2 separate regions of the Homo sapiens genome follow, and region 1 is linked to region 2. A link is an interaction called in ENCODE POLR2A ChIA-PET data of the cell type or tissue named here. Cell type or tissue: GM12878. All regions are shown on one strand. Each heading gives the region's core, and the rest is flanking DNA. Links, peaks and the distances in the headings are about the cores only. Region 1 has its middle 32 kb from the start of TAOK1. Region 2 overlaps TAOK1 (TAO kinase 1).

Region 1 (11,346 bases), core at 2,093-10,092, 75 kb after region 2:
GTGTGTCTCTCTCTCCCACAATGTGAGGACACAGCTGGAAGTTGGCCATCTGCAAGCCAGGGCAAAGGCCCTTACCAAGAACCTGATCATGCTGACCCTGTGATCTGGGACTTCCCAGCCTCCAGAACTTTGAGAAATAAATCTGTTTTGTTTTTGTTTTTGTTTTTTGAGACAGAGTCTTGCTCTCTCACCCAGGCTGGAGTGCAATGGTGTGATCTCATCTCACTGCAACCCCTGCCTCCCGGGTTCAAGCAATTCTCCTGTCTCAGCCTCCTGAGTAGCTGGGACTACAGGTGCCTGCCACCAAGCCTGGCTAATTTTTGTATTTTTAGTAGAGATGGGGTTTCACCATATTGGTCAGGCTGCTCTTGAACTCCTGACCTCAGGTGATTCACCCGCCTTGGCCTCCCAAAGTGCTGGGATTACAGGCGTGAGTCACTGCGCCCGGCCAAAATCTGTTGTCTAAGCCACTTAGTCTATGGTATTTTGTTACAGCACCTCAAGCTGCCTAAGACAAACAGCAACACACTGGTCTTTCTTTTTTGCTTTGCTTTGCTTTTTTTTTTGAGACGGAGTCTCGCTCTTTTCTCCCAGGCTGGAGCTCAGTGGCGCGATCTCGGCTCACTGCAAACCTCCACCTCCTGGGTTCAAGCGATTCTCCTGCCTCAGCCTCCTGAGTAGCTGGGATTACAGGTGCCCACCACCATGGCCCGGCTAATTTTTGTACTTTTAGTAGAGATGGAGTTTTGCCATGTTGGCCAGGCTGGTCTGGAACTCCCAATCTCAGGTGATCCGTCCGCCGCGACCTCCCAAAGTGCTGGGATTACAGGCGTGAGCCACTGCGCCTGGCCCTTTTTTCTTTTTTCTTTTTTTGAGATGGAGTCTCGCTCTGTTGCCCAGGCTGGAGTGCAATGGCGCGATCTCGGCTCGCTGCAACCTCTGCCTCCCAGGTTCAAGCAATTTCCAGCTAATTCTTTTGAATTTTTAGTAGAGACGGGGTTTCACCATGTTGGCCAGGCTGATCTGGAACTCCTGTCCACAAGTGATCCGCAATATACTGGTCTTTCATACAGGCATAGTGGAGAGCCGATATAAATATCAGAAACTGAGACTTAGAAATTCAACAAATCATCATTATCATACAAAGCACTCTGAAACACTGCCTGGTGCATAGACAACGCTCTATAAGTGTAAGTGAGTAGTAGAAGTATTAGTATTATCATCACCATTGTCAAACTGATAATGAGGGGTCGCTACATACTTTCTTTTAATTTTCACCAAAGAATTAAAGGTAGATTATTTTTCTGTTAAAGAGCTTCTGATTTAATAGTGTTGAATAGTTTGAACAAGGTTTCAGCGTCAGTATTCAAATTATGACTGAAATTTGAATGTCTTTCATTACAACAGGTTGATGGCCGCAGAAATAACTTCCTGTTATTCAGAATAGTGATGCCCAGGACAAATATTACTATTCCATATTTTCCCTGTTTCCTTGGCCATCATCCCTTTTTGCTTTCCAGATTAAGCCCTCCAAGGGAGGTTTAAATAAAAGGCCGTATGGGCTAAAACCAAACAACAACTGAGCAATACCAATGGGCAGAATTTGGGGATCTAAAAACCTAATGGTTTACCTGGAAACAACTAACCCTATTTACAATAAAGAGCCTCCAGCTCTTTGGCTCACCTCCATCTCTTGGGCTCTCCTCCAGGCTTGGAGAGATCAGACTGCTAAAGACAGTCTTTTTCAAGAGGTTCATTTTTTATCTAGTCCTCAAGTCCTCCTACCCTTATTGATTTCTTTTTTCTTTCCTTTTTTTTTTTTTTTTGGTTGTTGTTGTGTGTTGTGCTTTTTTGTTTTGTTTTGTATTGAAACAGGTTCTTGCTCTGTTGCCCAGGCTAGAGTGCAGTGGCATGATCATAGCTCATGTAGCCTCCATCACCTGGGCCCAAGTGATCCTCCCACCTCAGCCTCCTGAAGAGCTGGGACTACATGCATGTGCCACTATGCCAAGTTAGTTCTTTTGGTTTTTAGTAGAAATGAGGTCTTGCTATGTTGCCCAGGCTGGTCTCGAATTCCTGAGTTCAAGCTATCCTCTGGTCTCAGCCCCCCAAATTGCTAGGATTACAGGATGAGCCACTGCACCCAGACTACCCTTGTTGATTTCTAAAACTATTTAAGTGTCTTAAAAACTCAGGATGATACCTAGAAATGAGTCCAGAAAAGGGGAAATGTGGGGGGAAGTGCTGTTGTTGACATTATCCCAATAACCCCAGGAACCCAGATCAGTCCAGCACTTTTTCAAATGTCTTGATTATTTTACTGATACAAAATTGGATCAGGCTTTTTGACAGTTTGTGGTGAGGGAAAAACCCAGAGCTGGGCCAGAATGACACCAGGAAGCCCTATGTTTCATTTGGCTAATATTCTTTCTTAAAGAACCAAATCAAAGTCATTTCTTTTGTGACACTGTGATAACATGTGCAGTCCTACAGGTGGAGCTACCTTTATTTATTTATTTATTTATTTGAGATGAAGTCTTGCTCTGTCACCAGGCTGGAGTGCAGTGGCGCGATCTCAGCTCACTGCAACCTCTGCCTCCTGGGTTCAAGTGATTCTCCTGCCTCAGCCTCCTGAGTAGCTGGGACTACAGGCGCGGGCCACCACGCCTGGCTAATTTTTTTGTTTTTTTAGTACAGATGGGGTTTCACCATGTTGGCCAGGATAGTCTTGATCTCTTGACCTCATGATCCGCCCGCCTAGGCCTCCCAAAGTGCTGGAACTACAGGTGTGAGCCACCGCGCCTGGCTGGAGCTATCTTTATTATTGCACTTATCATTGTATTAAAATTATTTGATTACCTGTCACTTCTCTTCATCTTTCTATGAACAAATAGAAAGATAATATCTATTACTTCTATTCTCCCTCTAACAATAGCAATTACACAGTGGCAAATACATTAAAGATGCTTAATAAATCATTGTTAAACAAATTAACAGATATATGGATACTAGGCCTTTGGGTCTTATTTAGGCCTGAAGTGGTAGTACAATTGCAGAGGACATACTTTTGCATCATTTGGGCCTGTCTTAGTCTGTTTTGTGTTGTTATAACAGAATACCACAGAGTGGGTAATTTACAAAGAAAAGAAATTTATTTCTGGAGGCTGGGAAGGTTAAGTTCTAGGGACCCACATCTGATGAGGGCCTTCTTTCTGTGTCATCCCTTGGCAGGTGAAAGGCAAAGGGTGAGTGCAGGCCATAGAACTCACAGCCTTAAGCCCTTTTTAATTGGATATTATATTAACACATTCATGAGGGCTCCATCCTCATGACCTAAACACCTCCCATTAGGCCCTACCTCCCAACACTGTTGGCGTTGGGGATTGTTTCCAACATGTATTCCTTGGGGAACACATTCAAACCACAGCAGGACCCATATCTGTGCATCGTATTAGATGATAAAACTTTTTTTTTTTTTGAGACAGAGTCTCGCTCTGTCACCCAGGCTGGAGTGCAGTGGCGCGATCTTGGCTCACTGCAACCTCTGCCGCCCAGGTTCAAACGATTCTCCTGCCTCAGCCTCCCAAGTAGCTAGGTTACAGGCACCTGCCACCATGCCTGGCTAATTTTTGTAGTTTTAGCAGAGACAGGGTTTCACCATCTTGGCCAGGCTGGTTTTGAACTCCTGACCTTGTGATCCACCCACCTCAGCCTCCTGAAGTGCTGGGATTACAGGCATAAGCCACCGCACCCAGCCAATAAAACATTTTTATATTTTATTTTGCTTTATTTGTCTTTGTATCTTCTATAGTACCCATTTTCAAGAAATATATATTGAGGATCTGTTCTGCTCAGAAATGGAATAGAATTTGTATGTTTTAACCAGGTCAAAGTCCATTCATAAACTTAACATTTATTGTCTTATTGCTGTATGAGAATACTGTGACAGATAGGAAGTGTAAAGGGTTGGACCAACATTACTCTTACAGGAGATGAGAATCTGTGGGTAATTTTTTTTTTTTTTGAGACAGTCTCGCTCTGTTGCCCAGGCTGGAGTACAGTGGCACGATCTCGGCTCACTGCAGCCTCTGCCTCCCAGGTTCAAGCAGTTCTCCCACCTCAGCCTCCCTAGTAACTGGGATTACACACAGCTAATTTTTGTATTTTTGTAGAGACGGGGTTTCACCATGTTGGCCACCTCGTCATGAACTCCTGACCTCCGGTGATTTGTCCACCTCGGCCTCCCAAAGTGCTGGGATTACAGGCATGAGCCACCGCGCCTGGCCTTACTTTTTTTTTTTTTTTGAGACAGTTTCACTCTGTTGCCCAGGCTGGAGTGCAGTGGAGTGATCTCAGCTCACTGCAACCTCTGCCTCCTGGGTTCAAATGATTCTCCTGCCTCAGCCTCTTGAGTAGCTGGGATTATAGACGCCCACCACCTCGCCTGGCTAGTTTATATATATATATATATATATTTTTTTTTTTTTTTTTTTTTTTTTTTTGAGAGGAAGTCTCGCTCTGTCACCCAGGCTGGAGTGCAATGGCACGATCTCAGCTCACTGCAACCTCTGCCTCCTGGGTTCAAGCAATTCTCCTGTCTCAGCCTCCCGAGTAGCTGGGATTACAGGCATGCGCCACCACTCCTGGCTAATTTTTTGTATTTTTAATACAGACGGGGTTTCACCATGTTGGCCAGGCTGGTCTTGAACTCCTGACCTCAGGTGATCCACCCATCTTGGGCTTCTAAAGCGCTGGGATTACAGGCATGAGCCACCATGCCTGGCCGATAAATTTTTTGAAATGGTAAATTTGGATCATAAAATAACAGGGCATTTTAGATTAGAAGAAGAGTATACTTAAAAGCAGAGAGGTGGCCAGGCACGACGGCTCATGTCTGTAATCTCAGCACTTTGGGAGGTCTCCTTTTGGGAGGCCAAGGCAGGCAGTTTGCCTGAGCTTAGGAGTTTAAACCAGCCTGGGCAACATGGTGAAACCCCGTCTCTACAAAAAACACAAAAATTAGCCAGCCTTGATGGCGGGCACCTGGAGTCCCAGCTACTTGGGAGTCTGAGGTGGGAGGATTGCTCGAGGAGGTTGAGGCTGCGGTGAGCTGTGATGGCACCACAGCACTCCAGCCTGGGTGATACAGGGAGACCCTGTCTCAAAAAAATAAATAAATAAAAAGCAGAGAGGCAAGAATGTGTATGGCATGTTTGGGAAACATTGGTTGAGTGGCATTTACTTTGTAGTCATGAGTTCTCACCAAAGAAGATATATGGATGGCTAACAAATGTAGTAGAAGATATTCAACAGCATTAGTCATTAGGGAAATGCCAACTGAAACCACAGAGATACCACTTCACATTCACTAGAATGGTTATAATTAAAAAGACCGACAATGCCAAATGTGTATGAGGTTATGGAGAAATTAGAACCTTCATGCATTGTTAGTGGGAATATAAAATGATACTGCCACTTTGGAAAATAGTTTTGGAGTTTCTTTAAAAGTTCAACATAGGCCAGGAGTGGTGGCTCAAGCCTCTAATCCCAGCACTTTGGGAGGCTGAGGCGGGCAGATCACGAGGTCAGGAGATCGAGACCATCCTGGCTAACACAGTGAAATCCCATCTCTACTAAAAATACAAAAAATTAGCCGGGCCCGGTGGCACGCACCTGTAGTCCCAGCTACTTGGGAGGCTGAGGCAGGAGAATTGCTTGAACCCAGGAGGCAGAGGTTGCAGTGAGCCGAGATTGCGCCACTGCACTCTAGCCTGGGCGATAGAGTGAGACTCCATCTCGAAAAAAAAAAAAGTTCAACATAAACTTACTCTATGACTCAGCAATTTCACTCCTAGGTACTGCTCAAGAGAAATGAAAATATATGACCACACAGAAGCTTGTATGTGAATGTTCACAACAGCATTATTCATAATAGCCAAAAAGTGGAAACGACCCAAATGGTGAATGGAACAAAACACAGTATATTTGTACAACAGAATATTGTTCAGCCATAAGAAGGAATGAATGACTGACACACTATACAACATGGATGAACTTCAAAAACATCATGCTAAATGAAAAAAGCCAGACACAAAGATTCTATTTACATGCAATGTAGGATTCCATTTATGTAAGTTCCACAAAAGGCAACTCTATAGAGACAGAAAGCTGATTAGTAGTTGTCTGGGGCTAGGGTTGGGAGCAGGAATTGACTGCAAATGAGCACAAGGGAACTTTTTGGGGTGAGGAAAATATTCTAAAAACTGAATTGTGGTGATAGTTGCACAACTCTATAAATTTACTAAGCATTGAACTGTACACTTATAACAGGTGAATTTTATAATGCATAAATTATTTCTAATTAAAGCTGTAGGAGGAAAAGACACAGGTTTAAATCAAATCCTGGCTCTACCACTATCTAGCTGTGAGATTTGGCCAAGTTATTTTAGTTCTGTTAACCTCTGTTGTCCCATCCCTGTAAAATAGGGATGATAAAAATAGTACCGTAGTACAATGAAGACTAAGTAAGGTCATGCAGTAAAGAATGTATCACATAGTGATTACTCCATGAAGGTTAGCTCTTATGAGACTAGTTGGTAAAGATTGTGATGTTCGTATTTGTTTTCAAAAGGTGCATGCAGATTTAGAGGGATCTAAAATCCCAAGAAAGAAAGGAATTAACAGTGAGACTTTTGAAGAGATGAAACAGAGAAGAGGCAGGTGGCAGTAAAAACACAGAAGAAAACTGCAGATAGGCAAATAATGAGGAAAAAGACAGGAAGTGATCATTAATTGAATGAACAGAGCTGGAGTTGAGAATGCTTCTCTTTTCTAAACTGGACTTGGATCTAGATTTTAAAATTACTAGCCAGGCGCAGTGGCTCATGCCTGTAATCCCAGCACTTTGGGAGGCTGAGGCAGGCGGATCACAAGGTCAGGAGATCAAGACCATCCTGGCTAACATGGTGAAACCCCGTCTTTACTAAAAATACAAAAAAAGAAAAAATTAGCCGGGCATGGTGGTGGACGCCTGTAGTCCCAGCTACTTGGGAGGCTGAGGCAGGAGAATGCCGTGAACCCGGGAGGCGGAGCTTGCAGTGAGCCAAGATTGCACCACTGCACTCCAGCCTGGGCGACAGAGCAAGACTCAGTCTCAAAAAAAAAAAAAAAAAGTTACTTAGGCCGGGCATGTTGATGCCTGTAATCCCAGCACTTTGGGAGGCTGAGGCTGGCGGATCACGAAGTCAGGAGTTTGAGACCAGCCTGACCAACATGGTGAAACCCTATCTCTACTAAAAAGTACAAAAATTAGCCAGGCATGGTGGTGCGCACTTGTAATCCCAGCTATTCAGGAGGCTGAAGCAGGAGAATCACTTGAATTCAGGAGGCGGAGCCTGCAGCGAGCCGAGATCGTGCCCTGCACTACAGCCTGGGCGACAGAGCGAGACTCCGTCTCAAAAAAATAAAAATAAAAATTACTTAATTTTGGCCGGGCGCAGTGGCTCACACCTGTGATCCCAGCACTTTGGGAGGCCGAGGCAGGCGGATCACGAGATCAGGAGATCGAGACCATCCTGGCTAACACGGTGAAACCCCGTCTCTACTAAAAATACAAAAAAAGAAAAAATTAGCCAGGCGTGGTGGTGGACACCTGTAGTCCTAGCTACTTGGGAGGCTGAGGCAGGAGAATGGCGTGAACCCAGGAGGCGGAGCTTGCAGTGAGCCGAGATCGCACCACTGCACTCCAGTCTGGGCAACAGTGCAAGACTCTGTCAAAAAAAAAAAAAATTCTTAATTTTATTTACTCATTGTATTCATTCATTTGTTGAACAGAATGTACAAATCATACATGGTAACAGTACCTACTACATAGAGTTGTCACAAATTAAATCAGTTAATTCTTGGAAAGCACAGTTTATACAGGATGCTTTGTATATCATATTAAGGAATTGGGATTTGAACATCTAAGCGTTGTTTAAAACCCATTAATATTAAGGGTCAGCAGTTAATTGGCATATCAGAGCTGTTGGCAAGTTCTTATCAGGAATAGAATCTAGAACTCATTGCCATTTCATACTTTTCAAAAGCTTTTAACTGAGAATATGCAATCAGTTCGTCTATTCCTTTTCAAAGGTCTGTGGTTCTTAACTATTTCAGATTTTAGGCCTCTAAAATTTAGTAAAACTTCTAGGCGGGACCCAGTGGCTCATACCTGTAATCCTAGCACTTTGGGAGGCTGAGGCAGAAGGATCACTTGAGCTCAGGAGTTCGAGACTAGCCCGGACAACATAGCGAGACCTTATCTCTACTAAAAATAATTAAAAAAAAAAAAATAGCTAGGTGTTGTAGTCCCAGCCACTCAGGAGGCTGAGATGGGAGGATTGCCCAGGAGGTTCAGTTTATAGTCAGGAGCTATGATTGTGCCATTGCACTCCAGTCTGAGCAACAGAGACCCTCTCTCAAAACAAACAAAAAATTTTGAGTAGTAGTTCTCAAACCAAGAAGTCTTAAAAACTAATGAGCTTTCGTTTATGTGGAATATGTGTATTATCAATTACTGTACTAGAATTTAAAACTAAATAACAGCAAACTTATTGTACATTAACATAAATATTTTTATGAAAAACAGTTATATTTTCCAAAACAAAAAATATAATGAGAAGGGTGTCAATGTTTTACATTTTTACAAATTTCTTTAACGTCAGCTTTAGCTAATAGATTCTCATGTATGCATCTGCATTCAGTCTGTTGCAATATGTTGTTTTAGTTGAAGGATATGAAGAAAATCTGGCTTCACACAGATATGTAGCTGGAAGAAGTTTTTAGATAGTTTTTTTCTGACCATTGTGGTTATTCTTTGATAGTACATGGAAATGCAACAAGCTGTAATTTCTTTTCATTTTTGAGACGGAGTTTCACCCTGTCCCAGGCTGGAGTGCAGTGGCACAATCTCGGCTTACTGCAACCTCCACCTCCCAGGTTCAAGTGATTCTCCTCTCTTAGCCTCCCGTGTAGCTGGGATTACAGGTGTGCCCCATCACGCCCGGCTAATTTTTTTGTATTTTTAGTAGAGACGGGGTTTCACCATGTTGGCCAGGCTTGTCTTGAACTCCTGACCTTGTGATCCACCTGCCTCAGCCTCCTGAAGTTCTGGGATTACAGGCATGAGCCACCACACCCGGCCAACAAATGGTAATTTCTTAAAGGTTGGTTGCAGCCAGGCACAGTGGTGCGGGTTTATAGTACCAGCTACTCAGGAGGCTGAGGTGGGAGGATTAATTCAGCCCAGGAGTTTGAGTCCAGCCTAGGCAACACAGTGAGATCTGATGTCTTTAAAGAAAAAAAAAAAAAAGTTATTTGCAATGTAGAATCTGAAACATTATTAAATGAACTTTTTGTCCTCTGTTTCATTAAAATCCATTAGGACTGGGTGCAGTGGCTCACACCTATAGTGCTAGCACTTTGGGAGGCCAAGGTGGGCAGATCACTTGAGGTCAAAAGTTCGAGACCAGCCTGGGCAACGTGGTAAAACCCCTGTCTCTACTGAAAAAAATACAAAAATTAGCCAGGCATGGTGGTGAGCACCTGTAATCCCAACTACTCGGGAGGCTGAGGCAGGAGAATTGCTTGAACCCAGGAGGCAGAGGTTGCAGTGAGCTGAGACCTTGCCATTGCACTCCAGCCTGGACAACAAGAGCGAAAGTCCATCTCAAAAAAATAAATAAATAAAATAAAATAAAATAAAATCCACTGGTCTGTCTTTCTCTTTGAATGGATCTTTTACCCATGCATGATTTAATATATGCCCTAGTCATTTGAAAAATATTAATTCCTTGAGATATGCATATCTTCCAAATGTTGACACATTTCATTATATGATGTCCCCCCCCCCAAAAAAAAACACATTTATTATCATCAGGAAAATCTTTAAGTATTGGGACACTGTCAAGCTCATGGTAGTAGATATAAGTTTTCCAAAATTCTAATTTTTGTTTGAAAACTCAAATTTTGTCATTGGCAAGAAACAATATCAGTTTATCAGTTATTTTTCTTGACATGCAAGCTCACTTTCTTCATTATGGGGAAATTTCAGCCAAATACCCAAGTTTTGATAGCCATAGTTTGTCTGTTAGTCGTTTTTTCAGGTAAAAATAGTGGTCAATGAAAAAGGTCAGCTCATAGCTCAATGAATTAGAGAAACGGTTTTCCTCAAGACAACCACCAATCATTCTTTGATATGCAACAGAAGTGCTTCATGCATACATAGCTTGTCATACCAAATAATTAAAAACATGTTCTGAGGGATCTAATAAAACCAATATTTTTTTTCTATTTCATCAAGGATATTCTTTTTTTTTTTTTTTGACAGAGTTTTGCTCTTGTCGCCCAGGCTGGAGTGCAATGGCGCAATCTCAGCTCACTGCAACCTCCACCTCGTGGGTTCAAGCAATTCTCCTGCCTCAGCCTCCCAAGTAGCTGGGATTACAGGCAGCCGCCACCACGACCAGCTAATTTTTGTACTTTTAGTGGAACGGGGTTTCACCGTGTTGGCCAAGCTGGTCTCAAACTCCTAACTTCAAGTGATCTGCCTGCATCGGCCTCCCAAAGTGCTGAGATTACAAGTGTGAGCCACCGCACCTGGCCAAGCATGGACATTTTTAAGACAGAGGTTGCAGTGAACCAAGATGGCACCATTGCACTCCAGCCTGGGCGACAGAGTGAGACTCTGCCTCAAAAAAAAAAAAAAAAAAAAAGTCCATGCTCATGCTCCCCTAGACTAATTAAGTCAGAATATCTAGAGTCCTTGGCATTGATATTTTTAACAGCTCCCTAGGTAATTGTAATGTGCAGTTGAACTTGAGAACTACTATTCTAGACTATTTTCCAGGAACATGTATCTACTCATGGACAGGACATCAGAAAATGGAGGACCACCCCCCACCACCGTAAAAAATTAAATATAAAGAAAGAGAACTGACAAGTCCTCCAAGTAAGAATAGAAAAAGAGTTATTGGTGGCTTTAAAATCTTTATATTCTTTAACCTAGTAATTCTGCTTCCTAAAATTTATCCTAAGAAAAGTAATTTAACAGGAGAGGGAAAAATATATTTGTGAAGACGCGTTATCTTTATAATAGTGAAAATAGGTTTTTAAGCAAGGGTGTTAAATAGTAATAACTATTTCTTAGACAGGTGTGATGATTAAATTAGATGATACATGTAAATTACTTATTGTTCTGCAAAGCACAAAGTACATGCTTAATAAAAGGTGGCTGGCTGGGCCAGATGTGGTGGCTTATGCTTGTAATCCCAGGACTTTGGGAGGCCAAGGTAAGCAGATCACTTG
Region 2 (11,346 bases), core at 1,945-9,944:
GAATCTGATAGCTTTATTTGTTTGTCTGTTTTGAGACAAGGTCTCCTCACTCTGTTATGCAGGCTGAAATGCAGTGCCACGATCTCACTGCAGCCTCGACCTCCTGAGCTCTGGGCCCAAGGGATCTTCCCACCTCACCCTCCCAAGTAGCTGGGACTACAGGCATGTGTCACCACGCCCAACTGATTTTTGTATTTTTTGACAACAGGTTTTGCCATGTTACCCACGCTATTCTCGAACTTCTGAGCTCACGTGGTCCGCCCGCCTCAGCCTCCCAAAGTGCTGGGATTACAGGCATGAGCCACTGCATCCAGCCAGAACCAGATAGCTTTATAGGTATTTGCAAACTTCAACAGAGAAAAGTAGGAAACTTAAATTTGTTTTGATGCTCACATAATTCTAATAGTAAACAACAGAAAAAGAAAAATCCACAAACTAATTTTACTCTGAATTCATATAAAAATGATATTTTCAATAGAATATTCAAATAGTAATATTGGAACATTCGAAAAATAAAAATAATAAAAATAAATTTAAAAAATACAATATTGGAACAATGTTTAAATTTGGGCTTATACATATGAATGTTTTGTAACAGTCTTCTCAATACCATCCCCTTATACCTATGGAAGAAAGACATTGCTGATCCACCATATCATTTTCCCCATAGAATATAAAGGCAGTTACGGCCGGGCACGCTGGCTCACGCCTGTAATCCCAGCACTTTGGGAGGCTAAGGCGGGCGAATCACAAGGTCAGGAGGCCGAGACCAGCCTGGCCAACATGATGAAACTCCATGTCTAATAAAAATACAAAAAATTAGCTGGGCATAGTGGTGGGCACCTGTAATCCCAGCTACTCGGGAGGCTGAGGCAAGAGAATCGTTGAACCTGGGAGGCAGAGGTTGCAGTGAGCCGAGATCATACCACTGCACTACAGCCCGGGTGACAGAGTGAGACTCCATCTCAAAAAAAAAAAAAAAAAGAAGAATATAAAGGCAGTTCAAAAGGCATAAGTACTCCTTCACTTTATCAGAATTGAAATAGAATGCAAAATTTATTTCCCACTTCCAGGTTTTCTACTTCAAAAAGCCAAGTTAGATTATTATATCTTATACATTATATGCCAAAATTAATCAGACATGGATTAATGAGTTTAATCAGAAATAACTTTCAATAATAGGTTAAATATACTCTATAAAACCAATTTTAAGAAATACATAGGCCGGCGTGGTGGCTCAGGCCTGTAATCCCAACACTTTGAGAGGCTGAGGCAGGCAGATCACTTGAGGTCAGGAGTTCAAGACCAGCCTGGCCAACATGATGAAACCCCATCTCTACTAAAAATGCAAAACTTAGGCCAGGCACAGTGGCTCAAACCTGTAATCCCAGTGCTTTTGGAGGCCAAGGCAGGCGGATCACAATGCCAGGAGCTTGAGACCAGCCTGGCCAACATGGTGTAACCCCGTCTTTACTAAAAATACAAAAATTAGCCGGGCGTGGTGGCAGGCACCTGTAGTCCCAGCTAGTTGGGAGGCTGAGGCAGGAGAATCGCTTGAACCCAGGAGGAGGAGGTGGCAGTGAGCCAAGATCACACCACTGCACTCCAGCCCGGGCAACAGTGCCAGATTCCATATCAAAAACAAACAAACAAACAAACAAAAAAGGTTTTTTTCTTCTTTAAACTTTTTGAGTCATCATTTTGGCAAAATAAGTAACTTGCAGTAATCTCAAATTTTATTTTATAATATCAAGTGTTTTAAACCTCAAACATTTAGCAGCCTTCCCAAAATCAAACTTCAGTTTCAAAATTTTCTTCCCTGGCACATGGCTTTTCAGATACTTCAGAGGGCCCCTGAAGTGTCTGGAAAAGAAAGGCAAACAGGATTATGTGACACGTTTAGGTACACGGAATTGCCAAAATGGTGTTTAATCTTCTTTAGGTTATATCTTAGTAAATAACGCTTATGTATGCTCCAAAATTGCATGGGATTTCTAAAGTTCTAATGTCTCCGTATTTGCTATCAATCATAATTAAGGTTGTTAAGTTATTGTAAACCATGGAGATAACCAAACTTCTTTGCCAATTGTGTTTCTGACTATAATTACCCTGACAACTTGGCTATTCACAGATGTTTGTTGTCTTGTTTTAATCCTTTTCAGAAGATGGTTTATAATAGACTGTAAGACTTTAACAGGTGCTCTCAAATACAGACTTCAGATAACTTTGGAGATTGTTAACATTTTAATAAAGGAAAATGAACAGGACTCATGAAGAGCTGAAATGTTTACAAATATCAAGCAAAACAAGAGTTAACTAAATGGACTGAACTCAGAAAGCTGAAGCAACCTTTCTGACTTTTGGCTGGAATATTGCTGATCCTTGTTTGGTTTTTCAGAGTCAAGGAAACTCATTTTGAACTATTTACGGCCTTTAATAATTGAGTAAGGTATATTCCTAAGAAAAAAACTTTGGAGCATGTTATGTTTCTCTCCGCCTGGTGCCTCTAAAATTTGAAAACTGTCTGTGAGTATTCTTTAATTTTTTGATTTTTAAATTTTTAAAACATTTTTTACTTATTTATTTTTGAGACAGAGTTTCACTCTTGTTGCCCAGGCTGGAGTGCAGTGGCTCAATCTGAACTCAATGCAACCTCTGCCTCCCGGGTTCAACCGATTCCCTTGCCTCAGCCTTTCAAGTAGCTGGGATTACAGGCACCAGCCACCACGCCCAGCTAATTTTTTGTATTTTTAGTACAGATGGGGTTTCACCATGTTGGCCAGGCTGGTCTCGAACTCCTGACCTCGTGATCCGCCTGCCTTGGCCTCCCAAAGTGCTGGGATTACAGGCGTGAGCCACCGCACCCCGCCTATCTGTGAGTATTCTTATGGCAATATAAGTATTTGCAATAGTGCAATGAGAATTCATTTTTCTTTTGTAACAGGATACAACTGGAGAAAATGGTTATTTTAACAAGGCTTTTACTGGAAGGGTATGCTCCCCTTTAAGGAGTCAAGCTCGAAGTCGAACTTGCAGAACCAACAAAAGCCCCATGGAGAAAGTGACCTAATACCCTCATCTTCGCAGTCCTTGTACAGGGTTCCTGACCTGTGGTCAGTAAAGAATGTCACTTTCTAACAGGTTCTAGGAGCTCCAAGTTTATCTTGGGACCTTAAGAGGAGAGGATCACCCAACTCATAGGTGTTTCAAGGTCTTATCTGAGATTCCTTGGGGAATAGAGTTCCATCAAAGCCAATCTAAAAGGCCTATGTAGACATAATTATTCTTGCTATACTTTAGGCAAATAATCAGGTCAAGTATAGGGCTAAGGGATTTTGCAAACCACTCAGTCCTATCATGATTTTTTAACAAAAATGAGGACTGGAAAGAGAGAGATCATGTTCCAAAATTTACCATACATTTGTCATTAAATTCTGAACTCATTGGTTGTTTTTAAGTTTTCACCTACATTTTAGACTAACCCTGCTTGTTCCTGTGAACTAACCAGCAATCTCCAGCTGCATCTCAGAAAGAACAACGGGGATGGGTAATGTAAAAATCTGGACCAATATTCTAGTTCTGAGCAATTATCCTTCAAATTCTTCCAGGTGATGGGAATACATAGGATGCCCATCACAGAGGTTTCCTTTTGGGAAAGTAAGACCAAGGGAGCTAACCAAAGCCAAGCACCATGCACCCAAATCCTAGCAAGCATAACTAGAGCCACCAGTTATCTGGGTGTGTCACAAGACATCCTTTCCTCTCCCTTACTGGAGGAGGACTCGGTTCCACAGTTTCACCTTAGCATTTGGCTTACAAGGAGTCCATGCAACTCCCCTGAGACACATCTTTGTCCCAGACTCAATTCCAAATTTCAGGTCAAAGCCCTAGGAAAAAAACTGGATCTGAGGGATCCAGAGGCAAATGACAACAGAGGTTAAAAGGCACATTGCAGGTGAGCGTGGCTGACTCCTGCTGATTAAGCCAACTCCAAGCTTCCTGTTTCATGGATAAAGGCCACATTAATATCCATGGCATAAATGAGGCCTAGGGAACTCCAAAGCTACTGACTGTAGGTGGGAAACAGACATAGGTGAGACAAATAATTCCTATTGTCTCGACACCCCTGTTTCATGGGTGCAAGCCACTTTGGTACTCATGGTGGCACCTGCCAAGGTCGCCAGAACTCGGGGATGCAAGGACAGAAGACTGAAAGAGGACACTCTTTCCTCTCACTCTCACGTATCCTGAGTATATGCTAGGAAAATAAGGGAACCAGGGAGGCCTGCTTCCCTCTTTCTAGATTGGTAGCCATTCATCTTCAATCTGTACCCCTTTCAAATGCATCCTGAACCTCTGGGACTCCTTTAAAAGGAGGCTTTTTCCCTTTCTCCTCAGTTCTCTCTTCACTAATAGATAATTGTGTTTCTGTACTACAAGACACTCCCCTCAAATGCATCCTCCGAACTAGAAAGAGTTAATTTCCCAAACTTTAAACTGGTTGGCTTAGGATTGGGCTCAGAGGAAGGGAACCCAAAAGCCCAACATGCCAGCAAAAGGGTAAAGTTTCTTTACCAGTCGGGTTTTTGGCCTCCCTCTCCCTGTGAAAATTGGTAAAAGGCCTCAGTATTTTTCAGCTCTCCTTACCCCGCCCCTTGTTTCGTTTTGATGCATGTTTTCTAATAACCCGGTTTGTCTGTTCTTGCCTTCAGGCCATCAAACTCCAAATGGTCATGCAACCGGAGCCTCTGATGGTGGCCCCTTCTGCTGGGAACCCCTAAATAGGCCTCTTAGGGAGCTCTGACTGCTGTTTCCCCCAAAACAGGCCCCTGTCAGCAGGAAGCAGTTAAGATCGGTCTTCGTCCGTGTCCTTAATCTAACAATTGCTAGATTAGAGGGGAAATGAGATAGCCAGGTGGGAGAGGGTCCCCAGAGAAACTACAACAAGCCTGCCCACTGGAGCTGAGCCTCAGGAGGTTCATGCCATTTGCAGTGGGGAGGAGTCTGGCCCCTCCACTTCCTGTGTGGAACCTGAGATTTGAATGGCAGGGCGGGAAGTGCTCTAGCAGGAGACTCTGGCCTTGTGGAGTATCCCTATTTCCCCTTTTTTTCCCTTTTCACCCAATAAAACCCTCTGCTTTACTCACCCTTTAAACTGTCTGCAAGCCTGAATTTTCATAGCCATGGGACGGACAAGTTCTTTAGCTGAACTAAGGAAAAGTCCTGCAATGCTAACAGAGCTGCCTTAGTTTCTAGAGTGAAGAATCTTTTTACATTCTTTTTTTTTTTTTTTTGAGACAGAGTCTAGCTCTGTCACCCAGGATGGAATGCAGTGATCTCGGCTCACTGCAACATCCACTCCCGGGTTCAAGCAATTCTCGTGCCTCAGCCTCCTGAGTAGCTGGGATTACAGATGCCCGCCACCACGTCCAGCTAATTTTTGTATTTTTAGTAGAGACAGGGTTTCACCATGTTGGCCAGGCTGGTCTTGAACTCCTGACCTCGTAATCCACCCGGCTTGGCCTCCCAAAGTGCTGGCTCACAAGCGTGAGCCACTGCACCTGGCTACATTCTTTTATTAGCCCTATAACTGAGACTCAAACTCTACTTACATTCTCTTGCATTACTAGTAATTCAAAAAGATAACTATGGTAAGGCCCTGGAGACTCAGTGGCTCATGCCTATAATCCCAACACTTACGAAGGCCGAGGCAGGAGGACTGCTTGAGCCCAGGAATTCAAGACTGGCCTAGGCAACATTGCAAGACACTGTCTCTACAAAAACTTTAAAAATTAGCCAGGTGTGGTGGCAAACACCTGCAGTCCTAACTACTCAGGAGGCTAAGGCAGAAGGATCCCTTGAGCACAGGAGTTTAAGGTTGCAGTAAGCTATGATCTGAGAGACAGAGCACAACTCTGTCTCTCTCTAAAAAAAAAAAAAATTTGGACAGGTGTGGTGGCTCACGCCTGTAATCCCAGCACTTTGGGAGGCCAAGGTGGGTGGATCACCTGAGGTTAGGAGTTCAAGACCAGCCTGGTCAACATGGTGAAACCCCATCTCTACTAAAAAATACAAAAATTAGCCAGGCAGGCCGGGCACAGTGGCTCACGCCTGTAATCCCAGCACTTTGGGAGGCCGAGATGGGTGGATCACGAGGTCAGGAGTTTGAGACCAGCCTGTCCAATATGGTGAAACCCCATCTGTTGGGAACAGGCCTCCAAATCTGGCCATAAACTGGCCCCAAAACTGGCCATAAACAAAATCTCTGCAGCACTGCGACATGTTTGTGATGGCCATGATGCCCACGCCGAAGGTTGTGGGTTTACCGAAATGAGGGCAAGGAACACCTGGCCCACCCAGGATGGAAAACTGCTTAAGGCGGTCCTAAGCCACAAACAATACCATGAGTGATCTGTGCCTTAAGGACATGCTCCTGCTGCAGATAACTAGCCAGGGCCCATACCTTTGTTTTGGCCCATCCCTTTGTTTCCCATTTTAGTTAATCTATAATCTATAGAAACAATGCTTATCACTGGCTTGCTGTCAATAAATATGTGGGTAAAACTCTGTTTGAGGCTCTCAGCTCTGAAGGCTGTCAGCCCCCTGATTTCCCACTCCACACTTTATATTTCTGTGTGTGTGTCTTTAATTCCTCTAGCAACGCTGGGTTAGGATCTCCACAACCGAGCTGGTCTCCGCACACGGAGCTGGTCTCGGCACCCATCTCTACTAAAAAGTACAAAAATTAGCAGGGTGTGGTGGCTCACGCCTGTAGTCCTAGTTACTCAGGAGGCTGAGGTAGGAGAATCGCTTGAACCCGGGAGTCAGAGGTTGCAGTGAGCCGAGATCGCACCACTGCAATCCAGCCTGGGCAACAGAGTGAGACTCCATCTCAAAAAAAAAAAAAAAAAAAAATTAGCCAGGCATGGTGGTGGGCACCTGTAATCCCAGCTACTTGGGAGGCTGAGGCAGAATTGCTTGAACCAAGGAGGCGGAGGTTGCAGTGAGCTGAGATCGCGCCATTGCACTCCAGCCTGGGTGACAAGAGCAAAACTCTGTCTCAAAAAAAAAAATTTAACTTATACTTATTTACATTTATTTACTTATAAAACCGTATGTCTCCACTTCAATATCTCAAAGAAATTTCTAACTCAAAATAATCTAGTCATTCAAGCCAATCTTCTTTCTGAGTTGCCTATAAAATTAAAGTGTGTCACACTAATGTATCCAATTTAGTAATCCAAAAACCTAAGGTTTTTTTTTAATTTATTTATTTAGAGACAGGGTCTCGCTCCGTTGCCCGGGTTGGAGTGCAGTAACACAAGCACAGCTCACTGCAGCCTTGATTTCCTGAGCTCAAGTGATCCTCCCACCTTAGCCTCCCAAGCAGCTGAGACTACAGGCACACACCACCATGCTCAACTAATATGTTTTCTTTTTAGTAGAGACAAAGTCTTGTTATGTTGCCCAGGCTGGCCTCAAACTCCAGAGCGCAAGCACTCTCACCTAAGTGAGAACCTGACCAAAAAGGGGGAGTTTTTTTAAACAAAATTCTGGGAGGTCATTGTTTTGGACTAAGCTCATGCACTGGGCCCCAACAAACCAAACCAAAATGGAATCACTTGTGCTAAGACTTTAAGGAAACACACAGATTCTAGAACAGAGCAGGTTTTGTTTTTTCTCCAGCAAATTTCTATAACAGCATAGGTATCCACTCCCAAAATTCCCATTAAGTCTTTTAATCAATTTCATTTCCCCTCGCCTAGAGACCACCAAACTTCAGATGATCATGCAGCAAAGTTCCAGCCAGTTCCAGGTGAAGATACTACCCCTGGCCATCAAAAAGCTACCCTCCTTCCACTAGACAGAACAGGGTGAGAGTTCCGTGATCTCCAACAGGTAGGGACTAAGCCCCAAATCAGCATGAAGCAGTTACAGAAGAAAGACCTTCAGTCCTTCTGCCTCCCATAAAGATTTATGGGGATCATGTCTCTCAGAGGAAGATGAGGCAGGAGAATAGGGTCTGGAGGCAGGGAACCTAAGGCTGTTTCATGCCAATTTCCTAGAACTAAATTGAAAGGAAAACCCTAACTTTCCATGCCTAAGTAACAAAAGGACCAGAGGCGACTCCCTTTGACCTTTCCTGAGCACTGCAGATGGGATATTGGCTGTCCCCAGCAAATCAGACTGATTGCTGGTGGAGTCTTCGTTTGCAACTTTGTAACTTCACCCTAGCCTCTGATTGGTTGCTTTTTGCAGATGCGAAGTTACAAAGTTTTTGCAACCAATCGGATGTTTGCACAGGAGTGTGACCTTTGTAACTTCACATCAGCCTCTGGTGGGCTGCTTTCCCCAACCAATCAGACTGATTGCAGGCTACCCTTCAGTTACATGAGGTGAGCATGAAGTGGCCAATGGGAAACTTCTAGGGGGTATTTGAACCCAAGAAGATTCTACACCTGGGCTCCTTGAGCCGCTCCTCAGGTCTGCTCCCACACTGTGGAGTGTACTTTCATTTTCAATAAATCCCTGCTTTCGTTCTTTTGTTACTTCATTCTTTCTTTGCTTTGCTGGACATTTTAACCAATTCTTTGTCCAAAACGCCAAGAACCTGGAGTCATGACCCTCTACTGGTGACAAAAATACAAGCCCTCTCTTTTTATCTTTTTGATTCAAATGGAAGAAAAAGCTCTTGTGATTTTTCCCAAAATTCAACATTATTATAGTTTTCCTTTAATACTAAAGTAAAATTACAAGATAAAAATTAAATTTTACTGTCAACAAGATCAGTTGTATTGATTAGATCTTATAGTCTTATTTATTTCAAAATAAAAATAGGGCACACTGTATGACAGATATTAAACAAACTCAAAACTTCAGAGATAAAAGGTATCTTAGATGCACAAGTGCCTGAAGGGTTGGGTGGTGTGCTTAAAGTCACAGTTAATAACAAAACTATAACTAAAAAACCTAAAGGTACTAAATACAAGGTGGTATCCTAAATTAGATCCTGAAACAGGAAAAGGATGTTAGTGGAAAATCTGGACAAAATTGGTAGTTTAGTTAATAATATTGTAACAATGTTAACTTGTTAGCATTGACAAATGTACCATGGTTATTTAAAATGTTAACATTAGAGGAAAGGCCGGGCATGGTGGCTCACACCTGTAGTCCCAGCATTTTGGGAGGCTGAGGTAGCCGGATCACTTGAGGTCAAGCATTTGAGACCAGTCTGGCCAACATGGTGAAACACTGTCTCTACTAAAAAATACAAAAATTAGCCGGTCCTGGTGGCGTGCACCTGTAATCCAGCTACTTGGGAGGCTGAGACACAAGAATCACCTGAACCCAGGAGATGGAGGGTGTAGTGTCCCCCAGTGTGGGGGACAGAGTGAGACTCTCCAAAAAAACAAAGAAAAGAAAAAAAAAATCAGAGGAAAGTAGATGAAAGGTATACAAGAACTCTGTACTATCTTCTTTGCACTTTTTCTGTACATCTGAAATTATTAAGTAAAAACAAAAGGCTTATTTTAAAATTCTAAAGCTGAAACTGATTTCTAATCCAGAATACTTCCCATCTGCTTCCATAAGAATACCCACCTAGAAAGGCATTAAGTTCTAAAACCAAGTATACAGAGATAACAAACTATAGCACCTGCCTGCAGCACCCTCAAACAAAAAAATAATCAAAAATTCTCTATTTTTCTGTTTAATAGGGAAGGGAATTAACACTCATTGACTTCTCGCTATATTCCAGGCATTTTGCTTATTTAATTCTCATAACTGGGGTGGGCGCAGTGGCTCACACCTGTAATCCCAGCACTCTGGGAGGTCGAGGGCAGAGGAGAGGATCACTTGAGCCTAGGAGTTCGAGACAAGCCTGGGCAACATGGTGGAACCCTGTCTCTACAGAAAAAAAAAAAAAAATTTAGTCAGGTGTTGTGGTGCGCAACTGCAGTCCCAGCGACTTGGGAGGCTGAGGTGGGAGGATCCCCCAAGCTCAGGAGGTAGAGGCTGCAGTTAACCCACTGCACTCCAGCCTGAGTAACAGCCAGATCTTGTCTCAAAAAATAAAAATATATATATAACTCTCACAACTGTTTTAAAATAATTACCACCTCAAATTATACTTGAAGTTCAAAGAATGTAAGTAATTTGCTCACTATCATATAGCTACTAAGTAACAGAGCCAGATTTCCATACCTCATCATCAACTTTCTCTAGGCTATCTAGGCACTCTACAGTCATCTGTGTATTTAAAAAGAAGTATTTGTTACTAAATTTTACAGATTCTACCTCTATGGCATTTTTCACATCAAAACCCTCACTGCCAATCCCACTGCCACTACTTTTTGTTTAGGTCTCTGTTACCTCTTGTCTGTTCTACAGCAAAACACCTCTCAAGCATTCCAATCTCTAGTCTTATTCTCTTTAGTCCATTCTGTACACCTGTAAAGAACAGCTTCTTGCTCAGCCTCCCAACATCTATGAGGATGTTTTAGTAATGGTCTTAGATTTCCTTTTGAGATATTACCTCTCCTCTGCCTAGGTATTCCCCTCTAGGAAACATGTACTTGGTTTTTGGAAATTCTGAATCTTGAACAAATGATACAAGTCTGGAAAAAAACGGTTGGCACTTATTCATTTGGGTGGCATCCTGATGAAACTGTCTATTCATTCCTTGTATCAAGACCCCAGGAGCTATCCTAGACTCTCTTCAGCCTTCCTTTTCAGTCTGCGAGCAACTTAATAGTCTTATAATAAAATTATTCTTCTTTTTTTTTTTTTTTTTTGAGACAGAGTCTCACGCTGTTGCCCAGGCTGGAGTGCAGTGGCGCAATCTCGGCTCACTGCAACCTCCGCCCCCGGATTCAAACAATTCTCGTGCCTCAACCTCCTGAGCAGCTGTGATTACAGGCGTCCACCACCACGCCCAGCTAATTTTTGTATTTTTAGTGGAGACAAGGTTTCACCATGTTGGCCAGGCTGGTATGGAACTTTTGACCTCAAGTGATCTGCCCACCTTGGCTTCCCAAAGTGCTGGGATTACAGGCGTGAGCCACTACGCCTGGCCAAGAAAATTCTTAAGATAGTTGGTATCACTTCTCTGCTTCCAAAAACCCTAACAGATACATCACTCCTAACTCAAATAAGATCTCTAAAGCATTTCTTTCTTTTTTTTTTTTTTTTTGAGACGGAGTTCAAAGCGATCCCCCTGTGTCAGCCTCCCAAGTAGCTGGGACTACAGGCGTGCACCACCACACCTGGCTAATTGTTGTATTTTTTGGTAAAGACAGGGTTTCACCATGTTGGCCAGACTGGTCTGAAACTCCTGACCTCAAGTGA

Evidence for each region. Peaks named below come from ENCODE experiments on the same cell type or tissue, not always from the same donor. Only the 100,000 strongest peaks of a DNase experiment are listed, where the experiment ranks them.
Region 1: POLR2A ChIA-PET joins it to region 2 with 12 read pairs; 2 of 35 experiments call an interaction of 5 or more read pairs at or near these places.

The regions. Positions count from the first base shown.
Region 1 is chr17:29,352,582-29,363,927 of GRCh38, reverse strand. No RefSeq gene overlaps it. Among named protein-coding and RNA genes, the nearest start is that of TAOK1, 32 kb to the left of the region's middle. RefSeq lists an enhancer at 6,009-6,078. In GM12878, for the core only: no CTCF peak of the experiment used is centred there; a DNase peak (open chromatin) is centred at 5,907.
Region 2 is chr17:29,427,373-29,438,718 of GRCh38, reverse strand. All of the region lies in intron 1 of TAOK1 (TAO kinase 1), which reads right to left. Among named protein-coding and RNA genes, the nearest start is that of MIR4523, 42 kb to the right of the region's middle. In GM12878, for the core only: no CTCF peak of the experiment used is centred there; a DNase peak (open chromatin) is centred at 4,978; H3K4me3 peaks cover 620 bases; H3K27ac peaks cover 1,138 bases.